2 separate regions of the Homo sapiens genome follow, and region 1 is linked to region 2. A link is an interaction called in ENCODE POLR2A ChIA-PET data of the cell type or tissue named here. Cell type or tissue: PC-9. All regions are shown on one strand. Links, peaks and the distances in the headings refer to the core of each region. The heading gives the core; the rest is flanking DNA.

Evidence for each region. ChIA-PET counts read pairs that join two places held together with the same protein. Peaks named below come from ENCODE experiments on the same cell type or tissue, not always from the same donor. Only the 100,000 strongest peaks of a DNase experiment are listed, where the experiment ranks them.
Region 1: POLR2A ChIA-PET joins it to region 2 with 14 read pairs; 5 of 35 experiments call an interaction of 5 or more read pairs at or near these places.

What each region holds. Positions count from the first base shown.
Region 1 is chr17:44,693,411-44,704,210 of GRCh38, reverse strand. No RefSeq gene overlaps it. Among named protein-coding and RNA genes, the nearest start is that of CCDC43, 9.0 kb to the right of the region's middle. In PC-9, for the core only: no CTCF peak of the experiment used is centred there; no DNase peak of the experiment used is centred there.
Region 2 is chr17:45,156,521-45,165,935 of GRCh38, reverse strand. It overlaps HEXIM2 (HEXIM P-TEFb complex subunit 2), which reads right to left and starts at 4,061. Exons shown (of 4, transcript NM_001303441.2): 1 at 3,905-4,061; 2 at 3,301-3,448; 3 at 3,077-3,186. The coding sequence starts at 3,142. It overlaps HEXIM2-AS1 (HEXIM2 antisense RNA 1), which reads left to right and starts at 4,398. Exons shown (of 3, transcript NR_186789.1): 1 at 4,398-4,475; 2 at 6,444-6,606. RefSeq lists enhancers at 3,822-3,951, 3,962-4,161, 3,579-4,194, 4,312-4,541, 4,195-4,810 and 1 more. In PC-9, for the core only: CTCF peaks have their summits at 4,489, 4,688 and 4,889; DNase peaks (open chromatin) are centred at 4,225, 4,915 and 7,535; H3K4me3 peaks cover 4,074 bases; H3K27ac peaks cover 4,281 bases.

The DNA.
Region 1 (10,800 bases), core at 1,273-9,272, 460 kb after region 2:
CACAGTAGCAAAGACATAGAAACAACCTAGGTACCCCGTGAATGGTGGATTGGATAAAGTAAATGTGGTACATATACACCATGGGATACTATACAGCCATAAAAAATAATGAAATTGCTGGGGGCAGTGGCTCACGCCTGTAATCCCAGTACTTTGGGAGGCCGAAGTGGGCGGATCACTTGAGGTTGGAAGTTCGAGACCAGCCTGACCAACATGGAGAAACCCCATCTCTACTAAAAATACAAAATTAGCCGGGTGTGGTGGCGCATGCCTGTAATCCCATCTACTCGGGAGGGTGAGGCAGGAGAATAGCTTGAACCTGGAAGTCAGAGGTTGCGGTGAGCTGAGATCTTGCCATTGCACTCCAGCCTGGGCAGCAAGAGCAAAACTCAATCTCAAAAAAAAAAAAAACATCATGTCTTTTGTAGCAATGTGAGTGTAGCTGGAGGCCATTCTCCTAAGCAAATTAGCACAGAAACAGAAAACCAAATATTGCATGTTCTCACTTTTAAGTGGGATCTAAACCCTGGATACACATGGACATAAAGATGAGAACAATAGACACTGGGGACTCCAAAAGGAGGGAAGGCTGGAGAGAGGAAGGTGGGTAATATGTTCACTATCTGGGTGATGGGATCACTCGAAGCCCAGGCCAGGTGTGGTGGCTGATGCCTGTAATCCCAACACTTGGGACACCAAGGCCCGAGGATCACTTGAGCCCAGGGGTTTGAGACCAGCCTGGGCAACATAGGGAGAACCTTTCTCTACAATAAATAAAATAAAAAATTAGCTGAGCATTAGGTATGCACCTGTGGTCCCAGCTATTGGAGAGGCTGAGGTGAGAGGGTCGCTTGAGCCCAGGAGGTCAAGGCTGCAGTGAGCTGTGATTGCCCCACTGCAGTCCAGTCTGGGCAACAGAGGGAGACTCTGCCCCAGCCCACCCTGCCCACCCCCCACCGACAAGCCCAAATTGCAGCATTGCACAATATACCCTTGTGACAAACTTGCACATGTACCCCCAAATCTAAAAGTTAAATTTAGGCCAGGAGTGGTAGCTTATGCCTGTAACCCCAGCACTTTGGGAGGCCGAGGCAGGCAGACTGTTTGAGACCAGGAGTTCGAGACCAGCCTGGGCAACACAGCAAGACTCTGTTGCTTAAAAAGAAAAAAAAAAAAAAAGAAAGAAAGAAAAAGAAAATAAGGAAGTAAGAAAGAGAAAATAAGAATAATTGAAAATGAATTAGCTAAGTGTTCAACTTGAGAAGTCAGAAAAATGAACAAAACAGTGAGCCCAAAGGCTGTAGACAGTCAGAAATAGCAAAGGATAGAAATTAATGAAATGGAAAAGAAAAAGTAGATTCTTAAAAATCAATGTGGAAAAGACAAATAACACAAAAGAAAAATACGGGCAATACAAACATGAGACATTTTAAGGGCTGATAAACATAAAGCATGCTACGACTCACTAATAATTAGGAAAATACCAATTTAACAATAATTAAATGCCACTTCATAACTTTTGATCTGCAAAAATTAATGTGTATTAAAACCAAATTCTAGTAAAAATGCAAAGAAAAGGGTGGGGTATAAAACTGGGGCAAACCTTGGGAGAGCAATTTAGTACCCAATAAGGTACCTGCCCTTCAGTCTAACACTCTTCTAGGTTTATCCTGGGCCGGTGGTCTCCAAAGAAAGGTGTGCCTTGGCCAGGCATGGTGGCTCATGCCTGTAATCTCAGCACTTTGGGAGGCCAAGGTGGGCGGATCACTTGGGGTCAGGAGTTCAAGACCAGCCTGGCCAACAGGATGAAACCCCATCTCTACTTAAAAAATATAAAAATTAGCCAGGCATGGTGGTGTGTGCCTGTAATCCCAGGTACTTGGGATACTGAGGCAGCAGAATTGTTTGAACCAAGGAGGCAGAAGTGGCAGTGAGCTGAGATGGCCCCACTGCACTCCAGCCTGGGTGACAGAGCAAGACTCTCCGCCCCCCACCCCCCCGCCCCGGCCAAAAAAGAAAGGTGTGCCTCAGGTACAAGATGATTACAAAGGTCAGGCATGGGGACTCACACCTTTAATCTCAGCACTTTGGGAGGCTGAGGCAGGTGAATCGCTTCAGCCCAGGAGTTTGAGACCAGTCTGAGCAACATAGTGACACTTCATCTCTACTAAAAATTAAAAAAAAAAATTAGCTGGGTGTGGTGGTGCATGCCTGTGGTCCTAGCTACTCAGGAGCCTGAGGTGGGAGGATCAGTTGAGCCCAGGAGGTGGAGGCTGCAATGAGGGATGATTATACCACTGCACTTCAGCGTGGATAAGAAAGTGAGACTCTGTCTCAAAAAAAAAAAAAAAAAAAAAAAAAAAGAGCTGCGTGCAGTGGCTTACGCCTGTAATCCCAGCACTTTGGGAGGTTGAGGTGGGCAGATCACCTGAGGTCAGCAGTTCGAGACCAGCCTGACCAACATGGCGAAACCCTGTCTCAACTGAAAATGCAAAAATTAGCCGGGCATGGTGGTGGGCGCCTGTCATCCCAACTACTCAGGAGGCTGAGGCAGGAGAATCGCTTGAATCCGGGAGGCAGAGGTTGCAGTGAGCCGAGATTGCACCACTGCACTCCAGCCTGGGTGACAGAGCAAGACTCCATCTAAAAAAAAAAAAAAAAAATTGATCATAGAGGTGCTGAAAAAACACATTATAATTTAAGTGTATTATATTATCTAAAAGAAGAAAAACAAGTAAGCTTTATTAATATTTAGTAAGTGGATTGACACTGGGCATCTGTTAGACATCTTGGGTTATGTAAGACAGGTGAGGTAACTGGGTAAGGGGTCAGGAGCTTCGTATTTGGAGGGGTTGTGTGTTTTCTTTCAGTGTCCTGCGCCATGTTTGCTTTTCAGTGTTCTACACAGTTTTTATTATTATCATTATTTTATTTATTTACTAATAGTTTTGCTGTGTTGCCCAGGCTGGTCTTGAACTCCTGGCCTCAATCGATCCTCCTGCCTTGGCCTCCCAGTGTTGGGATCACAGGTGAGAGACCACACCTAGTCTCTATACAGTTTACGTATGTCCAGATAAGTGGATTTACAGATTATGCTATCTAGATATAATTTTTCCTAACTCTCCAAAGTGGACAAGGGGCTTAACCATATTCTTGTGAATGAGCAAGATTACAGTTACAAATAATCCTAGTGCTTCACACACAAATGAGTATTACAGGTACAAACTCTTATGGTTCGGTGAGAATCCAGTGTTGAGAAGGAGTCAGCTGGCCAAGGGGTGAAAAAAATCACCACTAATCAAGAGAAGCTCATGCCATAAAGAGCATATTTTGAAGACACATGTTTGGAAATGTTTTGATCTTTAATGACTTTGTTTCTAATAAAGGTATGTGAACCATCTTTAAAAATAAAACAAAACGGGCCGGGTGCGGCGGCTCATGCCTATAATCCCAGCACTTTGGGGAGCCGAGGTGGGTGGATCACGAGCTCAGGAGATCGAGACCATCCTGGCTAACACGGTGAAACCCTGTCTCTACTAAAAATACAAAAAGTTAGCCGGGCATGGTGGCGGGCGCCTGTAGTCCCAGCTACCCGGGAGGCTGAGGCAGGAGAATGGTGTGCACCTGGGAGGTGGAGCTTGCAATGAGCCGAGATCGTGCCACTGCACTCCAGCCTGGGTGATAGAGTGAGACTCTGTCTAAATAAATAAATAAATAAATAAATAAATAAATAAATAAAACAAAACATCTGATTCTCACATTTAAAAATCTAGGCTGGGCGCGGTGACTCACACCTGTAATCCCAGCACTTCTGGAGGCCAAAGCTGGTGGATCATTTGAGGCCAGGAGTTCAAGACCAGCCTGGCCAACATGGCGAAACCCCATCTCTACTAAAAATACAATAATTAGCTGGGGGCGGTGGTGCTTGCCTGTAATCCCAACTACTCAGAAGGCTGAGGCACAAGAATCACTTGGCAGTAAGCTGAGATTGTGTCACTGTACTCCAGCCTGGGCTACAGAGTGGGTCTCTGTCTCCATAAAAAGAAAAAAAAATCTATAAAACAGAATTTGCTAAACCATTTAAAAATCTTCCAAGCAACTGTCTCAATGGGTTTTGGGCAGGAAAAGGTGGCTCATACCCGCAATCCCAGCACTTTGGGAGGCTGAGGCAGGTGGATCACTTGAGGCCAGCAGTTTGAGACCAGCCTGGGCAACAACACAGTGACACTCTGTCACTATAAAATACTTAAAAAAAAAATGGGCTGAGGTGGGAGGATTGCTTGAGCCCAGGAGGTTGATGCTGCACTGAGCTGAGATTGCCCCACTGCACTCCAGTCTGGGCAGCAGAGTGAGACCCTGTCTCAAAAAAAAAAAAAAAAAAAATTGGCTAGATCCGGTGGTGGGCGCCTGTATTCCTACCTACTTGGGAGGCTAAGATGGGAGGATCCCTTGAGCCCAGGACTTTGGGCTGCTGTGAGCTGTGATTGTGCCACTGCATTCCAGCTTGGGTGAAAGAGTGAGACCCTATCTCTGTATATATATTTTTTAAAAAGGTGGCTGGGTGCGGTGGGTCATGCCTGTAATCCTAGGACTTTGGGAGGCCAAGATGGGCGGATCATGAGGTCAGAAGATCGAGACCATCCTGGCCAACATGGTGAAACGCCATCTCTACTAAAAATACAAAAACTTAGCCGGGTGTGGTGGCACGCGCCTGTAGTCCCAGCTATTCGGGAGGCTGAGGCAGGAGAATCGCTTGAAGCTGGGAGGCAGAGGTTGCAGTGAGCCAAAATTGCACCACTGCACTCCAACCTGGGTGACAGAGCGAGACTCCATCTAAAAAAGAAGAAAAAACAATGCTGGGTGTGGTGGCTCATACCTGTAATCCCAGCATTTTGGGAGTCCAAAGTGGGAGGATCTCCTGAGGCCAGGAGTTCGAGACCAGCCTGGGAAACACAGGGAGATTCTGTCTCTCTTAAAAAAAAAAAAAAAAATCTAAAAAAACTAGCTGGCAGGCTGGGCACAGTGGCTCACGCCCGTAATCCCAGTACTCTGGGAGGCCGAAGTGGGCGGATCACCTGAGGTCAGGAGTTCAAGACCAGCCTGGCCAACATGGTGAAACCCCATCTCTACTAAAAATACAAAATCAGGCCGGGCGTGGTGGCTCACGCCTCTAATCCTAACACTTTGGGAGGCTGAGGTGGGCAGATCATGAGGTCAGGAGTTCCAGACCAGCCTGGCCAACATGGTGAAACCCTGTTTCTACTAAAAACACAAAAATTAGCCCAACGTGGTGGCATGCATCTTTAATCCCAGCTACTTGGGAGGCTGAGGCAGGAGAATTGCTTGAATCCAGGAGGTAGAGGTTGCAATGAGCCAAGATTGTGCCACTGCACTCCAGCCTGGGCAACAAGAGCAAGACTCCATCTCAAAAAAAAAAAAAAAATCAGCTGGGCGTGGTGGTAGGCACCTGTAATCTCAGCTACCTGAGAAGCTGAGGCAGGGAGAATCACTTGAACCTGGGAGGGTGCAGTGAGCCAAGATCACGCCACTGCACTCCAGCCTGGGTGACAGAGTGAGACTCTGTCTCAGGAAAAAAAAGAAAAGAAAACTAGCCGGGCATGGTGGCATGCACATATAGTCCTGGCTACTCAGAAGGCTGAGGTGGGAGGATGTCTTGAGCCCAGGAGTTCAATGCTGCAGTGATCTATGATCCTGCCACTGCACTCCAGCCTGGGTGACAGGGCAAGACCCTTTCTCAAAAGAAAAGAAAACAGGCCAGGCATGATGGCTCCCGCCTGTAATTCCAGCACTTTGGGAGGCCGAGGTGGGCGGATCACCTGAGGTCAGGAGTTTGAGACCAGCCTGACCAACATGGAGAAACCTCGTCTTTATTAAAAATACAAAATTAGCCAGGCGTGGTGGCACATGCCTGTAATCCCAGCTACTTGGGAGGCTGAGGCAGGAGAATCGCTTGAACCCAGGAGGTGGAGGTTACAGTGAGCTGAGATTGTGCCATTGCACTCCAGCCTGGGCAACAAGAGTGAAACTCCATCTCAAAAAAAAAAAAAGAAAAAAATACAATGCCTTCTGATTAGTTTGGAAAAAACAACTGATAAACATCAGGGAAGATTCCGTAGCAAAACATCTCATGTATCCCAGAAATATATATACCTACTTGGTACTCACAAAAATTAAAAAAAAAAAAATCAGGGAAGATAGAAATGAGTCCAATTTCAATAAAAGCCTTGGTAGATGGGATTTTAAAATGACTGGTTTTGTTAAGCACAATGATGCAGATTTTAGAGAAATGGAGCATAAAAAATATTCATGAAAGTAGATAGAGTACTATAATAAACCCCTAAGAGTCCATCATAGGGGTCAAGACTGCAGTCAAGACAGTCATGAAAACCAAGAATTGAAATGAATAGAACTTAAATAGCTGTAATACACATTGTTAAACCAAAAGTTTTAAAGTAATGAATACAGCTGGGTGTGGTGGCTCACGCCTGTCATCCCAGCACTTTGGGAAGCTGAGGCAGTCGGATCACCTGAGATCAGGAGTTCAAGAGCAGCCTGACAAACATGGAGAAACCCCGTCTCTACTAAAAATACAAAATTAGCCTGGCGTAGTGGTGCATGCCTGTAATCCCAGCTACTCAGGAGGCTGAGGCAGGAGAATCGCTTGAACCCGGGAGGCAGAGTTTGCAGTGAGCCAAGGTCACGCTATTGCACTCCAGGATGGGCAACAAGAGCAAAACTCCGTCTCAAAAAAAAGGTAATGAATACTTAACACTACTAAACGGTAAACTTAAAAAGGGTTAAGATGGGGCCGGGTGCAGTCCCTTATGCCTGTAATCCCAGCAGTTTGGGGGTCCGAGGTGGATAAATTGGTATATAGTTGGATGTTAAGATGGGTCCGGGTTGGCTGGGCGCGGTGGCTCACGCCTGTAATCCCAGCACTTTGGGAGGCCGAGGCGGGCGGATCATGAGGTCAGGAGATCGAGACCATCCTGGCTAACACGATGAAACCCCGTCTCTACTAAAAATACAAAAAAAAAAATTAGCCGGGCGCGGTGGCGGGCGCCTGTAGTCCCAGTTACTCCGGAGGCTGAGGCAGGAGAATGGCGTGAACCTGGGAGGCGGAGCTTGCAGTGAGCCGAGATCACGCCACTGCACTCCAGCCTGGGCGACAGAGTAAGACTCCGTCTCAAAAAAAAAAAAAAAAAAAAAAGATGGGTCCGGGTGCAATCTCTTATGCCTGTAATCCCAGCACTTTGGGGGGCTGAGGTGGACGGATTGCTTGAGGCCAGGAGATCGAGATCAGCCTGGTCAACATGGTGAAATCCTGTCTCTACCAAAAAAAAAAAAAAAAAAAAAGATTAAAATGCCAAATTACATATTTTACCACAATTAAAAATAAAAATAAATAAAGAAGTGGGGGTGGTAATGAAACATCTTCAACTACATTATTTTTACTAAGGACTTTTGGTATACTACAAATAATAAATATTTATATTATGTACTTCTTTCTTTTTTTTTTTTTTTCAGACGGAGTCTTGCTCTGTCGCCTAGGCCTGGAGTGCAGTGGTTCAATCTTGGCTCACTGCAACCTCCGCTCCCCGGGTTCAAGCGATTCTTTTGCCTCAGACTCCCGAGTAGCTGGGATTACAGATGCCCACCACCATTGCTCGGCTAATTTTTGTATTTTTAGTACAGACCCGGTTTCACCATGTTGGCCAGGCTGGTCTTGAACCCCTGACCTCAAGTGATCCACCCACCTCGGCCTCTCAAAGTGTTGGGATTACAGGTGTGAGCCATCACGCCCGGCCTACTTCATTTTTTAACGATTTTCTCCTTTTTGTAGTTCTCTTTTTGTATGTTTTATGATGGACATACTAATTTGATATAGCAGTTCACACAAATAATTCATAAATAACTACATATTAGTGCATTAGGTGTACATGCTGAGAATATTTTTACTGCTAAGAGTATGTGGCAAAAATGTCTGATGCTCACTGATCTAGAGGAACTTTCCCATGGTGGGCAAGGGGACCACCTAAGAATGTGAACTGGTGCACTGACTGGAAAACTAGGAACTAACCTCACCATCCATCGGCAGAGGAATGGATCAGCTGGAGCATATTAAAGCAACGGAATACTATGCAGTGATTTAAATGGATGGATAAGAGCTACATATATCAACATGGGTAAAGATATATATAAAATATATATAGATACATATATATTATATATATTTTTTTCTTTTTTTTTTTGAGATGGGGTTTCGCTTTTGTTGCCCAGGCTGGAGTGCAATGGCGCGATCTCGGCTAACCGCAACCTCCGCCTCCCGGGTTCAAGCGATTCTCCTGTCTCAGCCTCCCAAGTAGCTGGGATTACAGGCATGTGCCACCAAACCTGGCTAATTTTGCATTTTTAGTAGAGATGGGGTTTCTCCATGTTGGTCAGGCTTGTCCCGAACCCCTGACCTCAGGTGATCCGCCCGCCTTGGCCTCCCAAAGTGCTGGGATTACAGGCATGAGCCACCGTGCCCGGCCATATACACGTATATATTTTTTGAGACAGGGTCTTGCTCTGTCACCTAGGCTGGAGTGCAGTGGCGCAGTCTTGGCTCACTGCAACCTCCGCCTCCCAGGTTCAAGCTATTCTCCTGCCTCAGCCTCCTAAGTAGCTGGGATTACAGGCGTGCGTGACCACGCCCAGTTAATTTTTGTAGCTTTAGTAGAGATGGGGTTTCACCATGTTGGTGAGGCTTGTCTCAAACTCTTGACCTCAGCTGATCCACCCGCCTAGGCCTCCCAAAGTGCTGGGATTACAGGCATGAGCGACTGCGCCCGGCCCAACATGGGTAAATATTTTAAACAACCTTGAGTGAAAAAGCACATTGCAGAATGAAAAGTACAGCATGCACACCAATGTGATATATTATGGATACATCCATATGTTGTAATATGTATTATATATGTAGCAATGTGTACTATGTTTAAAAACATTCAAGAAGAAAATAAACACCAAATTCAGGAATAGTGGTTACATCTGGGGAGAGAGGGGAGAAAATGAGGTTGGAGAAAGGGCTTCAAATTTGCTTTCTTTTACAAAAAGATACAAAGTAAATAAATATAACAGTTCAAAACCAGTCTCCTTCAGTTCTCCTCCTCAGTGGACAACCATTCTCACATATCCCTGGTGTATCTTTCCAGAGATAGCCTATGCACATACAAGGACACATATGTACATGTATTCCCCTACCCTAACTTCTTTTTAAATAGTGATGGTGGCAAGCATTACATATTGTTGATCTGTACTTTTTAAACAATGTATCTCGAACTTTGATACATGTCAGTGCATAAAGAGCTTCTTTGTTCTTTTTTTTTTTTTTTTTTCGAGACGGAGTCTTGCTCTGTAGCCCAGGCTGGAGAGCAATGGCATGATCTCCTCTCACTGCAACCTCTGCCTCCTGGATTCAAGCGATTCTCCTGCCTCAGCCTCCCGAGTAGCTGGGATTACAGGTGCTTACCACCATGCCCAGCTAATTTTTGTATTTTTAGTTGGCCAGGCTGGTCTCGAACTCTTGACCTCAGGTGATCCACCTGCTTTGGCCTCCCAAAGTGCTGGGACTACAGGCACCAGCCACCGCGCCCGGCCTCTTTGTTCATTTTTTTTTTTTTTTTTACAGCTGTGCAATACTTCTTTGTGTGGCTACCAGAGTTTTTGAACCAGTCTCATATACATAAAATGTAGACTATTCTTTTACTACAAAAAGCTTCACTACAATGAATATCCTTAGAAAAATGTGATTCTACACAAATGCACAGTTTTATTTTTTAAAGACAGAGTTTTGTTCTGTTGTTCAGGCTAGAATGCAGTGGCATCATCATAGCTCATGTAAATTTGAGCTCCTGGGCTCAAGTGATCCTCTTGCCTCAACCTCCTGAGTAGGTAGGACAAAAGACATGCACCACCACTTTTTTTTTTTGTAGAGCTGGGGTCTCATTATGTTGACCAGGTTAGTCTCGAACTCCTGGCCTCAAGCAATCCTCCCTTGTCAGCCTCCCAAAGTACTGGGATTACAGGTGTAAGCCAGTGTGCCTGGCCATTATACAAAATATTAAATCAAAATTTTTTTCTTTTTTTGAGACAGAGTCTCACTCTGTTGCCCAGGCTGGAATGCAGTGGCATTATCTCAACTCACTGCAACCTCCGTGTCCCGAATTCGAGTGAATCTCCTGCCTCAGCTTCTCAAGTGGCCAAGTAGCTGGGACTATAGGCATGCATTACCACACCTGGCTAATTTTTATATTTTTAGTAGAGACAGGGTTTTGCCATGTTGGCTAGACTGGTCTTGAACTCCTGACCTCAGTGATCCACCCACCTTGGCCTCCCTAAGTGCGGGGATTACAGGCGTGAGCCACCGCGCCCAGCCAACCACGCCCAGTTTAAACCACGCCCAGTTTAAACAGGCACCACGCCCAGTTTAAACCAAAAATTTTAAAAATAATTAATACTTAACACTATTAAATCGTATACTTAAAAATAGTTAAGATGGCAAATTGTGTATTTTACCACAAGTAAAGATAAAAATAAATGAATAACTTATGAACAAATTCCCAGAAGCAGAAATGCTGGGTCTTTTCAAACAAACAGTCCTCCAACAAGACCAGATCCATTTACTTTCTGCTCTAACATTTTCCAATGTCTTTTACCCAAGCACAGTTCAATACAGCATATTATCAGACTTTTTTGATCTGAAAAGCGGACGTGGTATTTCACTGCAATCTTAAT
Region 2 (9,415 bases), core at 1-8,000:
GTAATCCCAGCTACTTGGGAGGCTGAGGTAGGAGAATCGCTTGAACCTGGGAGGCGGAGGTTGCAGTGAGGCGAGATCACGCCACTGCACTCCAGCCTGGGCAACAGAGTAAGACTCTGGCTCAAAAAATAAAATAAAATAATTAAATTAAATTAAATTAAATTAAAAAATAAAATAAAATAAAATGATGGAACATATTTATTCCAGGCAGAAGTTGGTAGGTGGTATCACTCTCCAATATGAATGGCAGGAAAGAGATCCTCTCCAAAGAGAGGGAGGGTCAGCCTCCAGTCTGCAGTGAGAGAGTTCCAGAACTTATCTAAGAGGTATAAAGGCTGTCAAGAGAGTGTATGTTCAGGGCATCTGTTTATCTCTGTTGTGGGAAGGGTGGGAGTACTGGGTGTGGGAGATGGGAAATGAATTGCTCTAAGTTTGTGGTTTGGGCAATTTCTAATAATAACCACTACCACTGGTATGTTGTTGAATAATATGCAACGCAGTTCAGAGACATGTGAGCGTGGTCCATGCACACAGGGTGTGTACTGAGGAATGTGGTGTATGCGCGGCCCTTAAGAGCCAGGCATATGTCATGTGTGTTTTGCAGACCCCGAAGAGAATTTCAGGGAAAAGGAGGTATGTCAGGGTGTGTATGTGTGTGGGGTGTGTACGTATGTGGAGTTTGTTGTGTTACTTCACCTGCAGGGAGATCACGAAATAAAAGCAATAGCCCTTGTCTCCACCAGTGGCTTGGGCCAAATAAGACAGAGCTGTTGCCCCAGCTGGGACAGGCAAGGCCACTGGGATGCCAAGGCATGGTGGCTTGTTGGTGTGCACAATCAGTCACATGCTCCCAGCCCTCAGTAGAAGTGCCCTATTGATCCTCCACCCTCACCCAAGCGAGCCCAGCCCCCTAGCCCTACCTGCTGCCTCCCTCCTGAAGACTTGGCCCTCTACCACCATGACCACTACTGTAGATAAGCTGTGTGACCTGGCTGAACATTGTAGCCCTGACATGTCATGAATTCCGAATTCAGTCAATCCAGAAAACACGGAATGGGCTAGGCAGGGTGGGTCAGAAGCTCTCTGACCTCTGTCCTAAGCCCCCTGCTCATCTATAGGGAGTCGTGGACTAAGGAAGAATGGGTAAGGGCAGGTACTGAGAGAACATGGGCCGAACAAGCATGGGTTCCTGTTGCCAGGTTGGGAAGTGCCATCCTCTGAGGGCCTGATATGATCTTTCTCTCTCCTCTTTCGTGGGTTATATCCTACCCCCACCTCCATTACAAATTATTATTATTTTTGAGAAAGTCTGACTTTGTCACCCAGGCTGGAGTGCAGTGGCATGATCTCAGCTCAGTGCAACCTCTGCCTCCTGGGTTCAAGTGATTATCATGCCTCAGCCTCCCAAGCAGCTGGGATTACAGGCATGCACCACCACGCCGGGCTAATTTCAGGTTTTTTTGTTTTTTTGGTTTTTTTTTGAGACGGAGTCTCGCTCTGTTGCCCAGGCTGGAGTGCAGGGGCGTGATCTCAGTTCACTGCAAACTCCGCCTCCCAGTTTCAAGCGATTCTCCTGCCTCAGCCTCCCAACTAGCTGGGATTATAGAAATGTGCCACCACGCCTGGCTAATTTTGTATTTTTAGTAGAGATGGGGTTTCTCCATGTTGGTCAGGCTGGTCTCGAACTCGTGACCTCAGGTGATCCGCCCACCTCGGCCTCCCAAAGTGCTGGGATTACAGGCGTGAGCCACTGCACCCGGCTTCCAGCATTTTTTTTTTTTTGAGAGAGTTTTGTTCTTGTTGCCCAAGCTGGAGTGCAATGGCACAATCTCAGCTCACTGCAACTTCTGCCTCATGGGTTCAAGTGATTCTCCTGCTTCAGCCTCCTGAGTCGCTGGGATTACAGCCGCCTGTCATTACGCCCATCTAATTTTTGTATTTTTAGTAGAGACAGAGTTTCACCATGTTGGCCAGGCTGGTCTTGAACTCTTGACCTCAGGTGATCCACCCACCTCAGCCTCCAAAAGTGCTAGGATTACAGGCGTGAGCCACTGCGCCTGGCCTGTTTTTGTTTTTGTTTCTTTTTTGAGATGGAGTGTCACTCTGTCGCCCAGGCTAAAGTGCAGTGGTGTGATCTCAGCTCACTGCAACCTCTGCATCCTGGGTTCAAGTGATTCTGGTGCATCAGCCTCCTGAGTAGCTGGTATTACAGGCATGTGCCACCATGCCCAGCTAATTTTTGTATTTTTAGTAGAGATGAGGTTTCACCATGTTGGCCAGGCTGGTCTTGAACTTCTGGTCTCAAGTGAATTGCCTGCCTGGGTCCATTCCAAATTATGAACCAAAAACTCTTCTTCCTGCTTCAGACTTGGTTCTTAGCCTGGACAAAATGTAAACATTCAACCCAGTCCCTCCATGCCCTCTTTGGACTTGAGGTCAAGGCAATGTTCTGTTGTCAGAAGGCCCTAAGTTTAAACCCTGGGTCTGTTGCTTGTAGATAGCATGATTCTGGAACAGGTATTTCAGGTCTCAGAACCTTAGCTTCTGGGAATTGGAAATAATTCCTACCTGAAAGGGTTACTAGGATTTTTTTTTTTTTTTTTTTTTTTTGAGACGGAGTCTCGCTCTGACGCCCAGGCTGGAGTGCAATTGCGAGATCTTGGCTCACTGCAACCTCCGACCCCTGGGTTCAAGCGATTCTCCTGCCTCAACCTCCCAAGTAGCTGGGATCACAGGCATGCGCCACCACTATGCCAGGCTAATTTTGCATTTTCAGTACAGCCAGGGTTTTGCCATGTTGGTCAGGCTGGTCTCGAACTCCTGACCTCAGGTGATCCACCCACCTAGGCCTCCCAAAGTGCTGGGATTACAGGTGTGAGCCACCGCACCCGGCCAGTTACTAAGATTTCATCAGCTAGCATAGACTGGGATTCCGGCCTATTGCCTAGTGCATAGTACTGATTCGTCAAAATACTGGTTTTCCAAATCTACCAACACATCTGGGACAAGAAGTTTGGATCTCAGCTGTGGGACCCGTGCTCGTGGTGCTTGGGTGGGCAGGAGGGCAGGGACTTACCTTGGCCTCCTCCAGGGCCACTGGTGACTCTGCATTACAGGCGGTCTGGTTCGGAGTGGCCATCATCTTCTGTTCCAAATCTTTCAGCAGACGCCTGGAACTAGTGACACCTGCTTTGAACAACAACAGAAACCTAAATCCTGAAGGAACGTCAGGAATACTCTGGCTGCCCAGAATTGTTTGCCCAGGCAGTGGCAGCCATTTTGTACCCCAGCCCTTCATACCCTTATTCTCAAATGCAGGCCCCGAAGGCTGCCTCCACCGCTGGTTTTCACACCTCCAGCCAGCAAGGGGCCAAATGGGATTCAGGGGCCGTCTTCTCTGTCCTGCTCCTCGGGTCCCTCACCAGGACTCATGTCCTGTACTGTCCTCCTGGAAGTCACCGAGGCCCAGGTTGGCAGCCAGGAAGCCAGGTGTAAGTTTTGTTTCCCCAACCACCAAAGGGGCAAAGGAGGACTGCCTGGGGAGGCTGGGAGTGCAGCGGGGCTGCTGCTGCCACGGGAGAACATGGAGCAAGCTCACGAGTCCTTCCCCACTGTCTCCAGTGGCCCCAATCTTGATGCAGCCCTGCACCCCCAACCTTCTCCCCAAGCTGGGCTCCAAAGGCCAGAAGCACAGCTGGGACCTGGGCCAGCCTAGTGCTGAGGACTTTTCCTCTAAGGTCCTGGCCTGCCTCCCTCCTTCCTCTCAGAAAGGGAAACAGGAGAAAAGGGGAAAGAGGTCTTTGCACTACATGCAGCTGGGAGGGAAACCCAACTAGGATAAGGATGGATTTCTTGGAAGAAGGGAGACAGTCATGGAAAGAGGTTTTGCAAAGGTGGAACTGACCTATTCGCTGTCAAGGGCTATGCACACCACTACATCTGTGTGCCTTTCTGTGCGACTGCCTGTCGGTGCAATTCCCAACGCCTGAGCCCTACCTCTTGCTGCAGTTGCAGCAGCTCTGGTCAAGCCGCTCAGGCCACTAAGATGGGGGGGAAGAGAGAGCCTGGACGCGCGGTGCCTGCTGGGGATTGTAGTTCTTCTGGCCTGAAAAGCGATCCAAGGGCCTGTAACGTCAACAGCCACACCCGAGACTCCAAAACCCATCTACCCTTGCGCGGGGGCAGACCGCGCGCGCATCACTGCCTTCTTTGATTGGTCAAGCCTTCTGCCAATATTCTCGCTTTTTTGGCAACGATTAGCTGTGAGGAGGCACAACTGGACCCGCCTTCTCCGAACTCAATTAAAGAGTTCATTGATGGCGTTAATCTTTACGGGGCAGAAAATAGATCCGGCTAAGGTGGGCGGGGCAGCAGGCGCGGAGGGATCCTTGGCCTTTGAGGAAGGCGACGAGAAGCTCGGCGGCCATCGCCGCCATTTTGGGCTGGGAGGAGGCAGCGGAGGGACTCGCTGCGCAGTGAGAGCACCCCGTGGGGGGTGGTCCGGGCGCGGGGAGAGGCCGGGCCGAGTGGGCTACCTGAAGTGGCGGCGCCGGGAGACGGCGGGAAGTGGGACCGGGGGCCAGGGAGGGTGAAGGTTGGAGTCTCCTCGGCCGAGCCCGGTCCTCAAACCGTCCCGGCAGCCCCGCAGCCTCGCCTCTCACAGAGTGCGGGGTTCTTCGGTAATTACCGCGTGTTTCCCGAGACCCCAGAAGGGGAGAGGCTGGTGAAACGGCTTCCCTCTGCGGTCTTTCCACAGGGGCGCGGATCCTGAGGCCGAGCTCTGCCAGCTTCCCTCCCCACCCCCATTCGGCCTGGGTATGGCGGCGAGGCCCCGCACAGAGGGACTCCCACTTCGACTGGAGAGGTGGGGGCGACGCCAGATTCCAGAGGCTGGCGCCGCGGGGGAGGGCGGAGGTCGCAGGTCTGGCCACAAGTCGGCGTGGCAGTCAGCTGGAGGCTCCGAGAGCGGAGATCCCAGTGCACCCACCTTACCTCGCTTACACCAAAGCGCCATCTCGCCGCCCGGGTTGCGAAAAACCACGACCCTCTTAAACTACTGTAGCAACCACTAATTCCCCCTGGGAGCAGCTAGAGAGGGGCACTTGGAAACCTTCACGAGCTCGGTGCCTGAAGGTCTCTGAGGCTCTTGCCCTCAAGATCTCTCCCATTCAGCCCCGATTCTCCGGACAACCTGACCTAGCATGTCGCCAGCCTCTTGGTGAAACGCCTAAAGTGTGCTGCCCCACTTCTCTTGAAAGTTTACACCGAAGGGATGAGGTTTTGCCCTTTACAGGGTTGGGGCACAAAGTCGGAGTCGCTGCGGCTCCGAAATAGAAACGGAGTTGCCCATTTCGTATGCTTCATCAACATCTGCTTGCATTTTGAAATCCTAGTCTTAACTTTTACACAACTTTTAGAGAAATGGCTGCCCTCCTAGAGGGAAAAACGAACTACAGTAATTCCAATTCCAATGTAATCTTTGTAAGACTACAAAATCTTTCCAGTTTAAAGATTTTTCTTTTCCCACAGACTAAACAAAGTCAGAGTATTTTGTGTTCTACTGGTGCATTGTTACTAGGTAACCTCAATTTTTTGAAATTCCAAGTAATTGAAGGATCACTTTTGTAGATCCTAAATGCTACCAAAAAAGAAACCAGTTTTTATCTACTTCATATGTATAGCGTTTAAGAGATGAGGAGACCTGCTTTGAAAGAATAAACTCTTAACCTTACATTATAGCTGTAGCAGCTTCTTAAAGATTGAAGTTTGATGTGAAGTTCTTTTATTGAATTGCAGGTTAAACCATCTTACTTCCTACTGCTTGAAATCTAAATCCAGAGAGATTTGTGGCTCAAGGATATCTTCAAATAAAAGTTTTATTGCTAAAATGTCAGTTAAAATTATGCCTAGGTAGGTGCTGAAGTAGGAGAGGCTTTGACGTAGCAGAGTGACTGGCAGTGAATTTTGTGGGTACCTTGTGATGAGTCTTATTATCAGTTACAAATGGTCAAAACATGCCTAAGCCTTCAGCCTTACTAAAAGTTTAACAGAACTTGGCCTGGCGCGGTGGCTCACACCTGTAATCCCAGCCCTTTGGGAGGTGGAGGCGGGTGGATCACCTGAGGTCAGGAGTTTGAGACCAACCTGGCCAACATGGTGAAGCCCCTTCTCTACTAAAAATACAAAATTAGCCGGGTGTGGAGTTGCGTGCCTGTAATCCCAGCTACTCGGGAGGCTGAGGCAGGAGAATCGCTTGAACCCAGGAGGCAGAGTTTGCCATGAGCCTCTCACCGTTGCACTCCAGCCTGGGTGACAGAGTAAGACTCTGTCTCAAAAAAAAAAAAAAGTTTTCCAGAACTGAAGTTCTGCTCCTCCTATTAATAATTTTTCTTCAGTTGGAGTGACAACTCCATAGCATTAACTTTTTTCCCTCTGCTCCCCAGATGTTTTACAACTGGATTACAAAATAGGATCATCATTGACTAGGGTCCTCAATCCAAAACTGGAACCACTTACTCCTAACTGAAGCTTCAGTACACTTGATGCCTACTGTGGTTTGATTTTTTACCTACATATGACATGTTCGCTCTACACTGATCAAGAGATGTGAGTTTAAAAAAGCTAACTAACTTGGTAGGACTTAAATAGTCATAGGAACAGAAAAGGCTTTTAAAGACGATCTTTGTGGGTCTTCTGTCAAGAATTTAATGGAGGATCCTAGACACTTGGGATTCATCCTCCATTATGAAGTAATCTAGTGAAATTTTTGGATGCTACTGAGTGGCAAATACTGTACCAGCAGCAGAAATTTGTTACTCATTTGTAAATGAAACTTACTATCCTTAAGGTTGACCCACAAGCTTTTCCATTCTTTGCTAAGAAAAATTGGGAATAGGCCGGGCACAGTGGCTCACGCCTGTAATCCCAGCACTTTGGGAGGCCAAGGCGGGCAGATCACGAGGTCAAGAGATTGAGACCGTCCTGGCAGACATGGTGAAACCCCATCTCTACTAAAAATACAAAAATTAGCTGAGTGTGGTGGTGTGCACCTGTAGTCACAGCTACTTGGGAAGCTGAGGCAGGAGAATTGCTTGAACCCCGGGGCTGGAGGTTGCAGTGAGCCGAGATCGTGCCACTGCACTCCAGCCTGGGTGACAGAGCAAGATTCTGTCTCAAAAAAAAAAAAAGAAAAAATGGGAATAAAACCAGCTTATTAGTGGCCTCCTGGTTATCTAAGGAAAACACAGGACTGTAGGACTGAAAATTAGGAACTCCGAGCTCTGTTTCTGTGTGTGCTGCCCTTAACTTGGTTGACTTGGCCAGAGGCCAAATACTGATAATGAGGCCAAACTGGTCATTTTGCTGCTTAGTCTATTGTTCATCTACTGTTCAACCAGACTTTCAACTTCCTTTTCAGCTCTCCCCTCTCAGATGAGTTGCATTATGCTTTTATGACAAATTCTACAAACTCTATATTCATTTGAAAATGGTATCAGCACTGTCTCCCTCATAAATACCTAGAGGAGTAACTAGTCTTAAGTCGCTATGTAAACACTTACTCCTTGTAACTTTGTTATATGAGAACTTCACAAGGAATGCTTCAAAGATCATTGGGGCAGTTGGAAAGCCTGCCTTACCAAAGTGTGGCCTTAGTTGTCCATAGCATCACAAAAGAGCCATCCAAGTAGGCTGAATGAGGATCAGTCTCTCAGGGTGCCCACTGGTTGTGGCTGTGAAGTCCTGGACACTCATTTTGCCTGATGGCCAAATCCTAGGGAGCAGTGACTATGTGTGAGTAGGATTCGTTGACAGAGGTAGGAGGTTTTTTTTTTGTTTTTTTTTCCTGCTGCCTGTATAATTGCAGAAAAGGAGTGATTCTTTACAGTAATTCCCCCTCTTCGGGATGAAGATGCTTGCTTCTGTTTGGTTTCCACAGTTAAATCAATTTTTTTTCCTTTTCTTTTGAGATGGAATCTTGCTCTGTCGCCCAGGCTGGAGTGCAGTGGCGCGATTTCGCCCACTGCAACCTCCACCTCCCAGGTTTAAGCGATTCTCCTGCCTCAGCCTCCCGCGTAGCTAGGATTACAGGCACTCACCACCATGCCTGGCTAATTTTTGCATTTTATTTTTTTCTGGAACGGAGTTTCACCTGGTTGCCAAGGCTGGAGCGCGATGGTGTGATCTTGGCTCACCACAACCTCTGCCTCCTGGGTTCAAGCGATTCTCCTGCCTCAGCCTCCCAAGGAGCTGGGACTATAGGCATGCGCCACCATGCACGGCTAGTTTTGTATTTTTAGTAGAGATGGGGTTTCTCCATGTTGGTCAGGCTGGTCTTGAACTCCCAACCTCAGGTGATCCTCCCACCTTGGCCTCCCAAAGTGCTGGGATTACAGTCAGTGAGCCACTGTGCCCGGCCTGTATTTGTATTTTTAGTAGAGACAGGGTTTTACCATGTTGGCCAGGCTGGTCTCCAACTCCTGACCTCAGGTGGTCCGCCCACCTCGGCCTCCCAGTGTGCTAGGATTGCAGGCGTGAGCTACGGTGCCTGGCCAGTTAATCAGTTTTTTACCCTCCTGTGTTTAGGCCCCAACATCCTGTTCTTGATCTTTTTTGGCAAAAATTTGGCCAAAGATTGAAATTTTGCCTCCTGGACCATATATTTTGCTCCAGTTGCAAAGTATGACTTTTATCCTTTGGTCAGCAGTTCCCATGGTGTTTAGGGCCTGAATTTGACATTCTTTTTTTTTTTTCTTTTTGAGATGGAGTCTAGCTCTGTTGCCCAGGCTGGAGTGCAGTGGCACGATCTCGGCTTGCCGCAACCTCTGCCTCCCGGCTTCAAGCAGTTCTCCCTGCCTCAGCCTCCCAAATATCTGGGATTACAGGCGCCCACCACCACACCCGGCTAATTTTTGTAGCTTTTTTTGTTTGTTTGTTTGTTTTTGAGAGTCTCACTCTGTCACCAGACTGGAGTGCAGTGGCGCAGTCTCGGCTCACTGCAACCTCTGCCTCCTGGGTTCAAGCAATTCTCCTGCCTCAGCTTCCCAAGTAGCTGGGACTACGGGTGGGCACCACCATGCCTAGCTAATTTTTTTTCTGTATTTTTAGTAGAGACGGAGTTTTACCATATTGGCCAGGATGGTCTCGATCTCTTGACCTTGTGATGCGCCCGCCTCGGCCTCCCAAAGTGCTGGGATTACAGGCGTGAGCCACCGTACCTGGCAACATTCTCTTTTTTTAAAAAAATAACTTTTTATTTCTAGCCTCAACCATTTACACTTTGCTTGAGAAAGAATAATAAAGTGGAATTGTTATTCCAGTGATGTTGTGCAAATGTGAGAAATAGTACTTCCCCCAAAAAAACAAACCTCGAAACCCCACAAACTCAAGTGTACTTAAGTACTTAACGTTCAAGTAC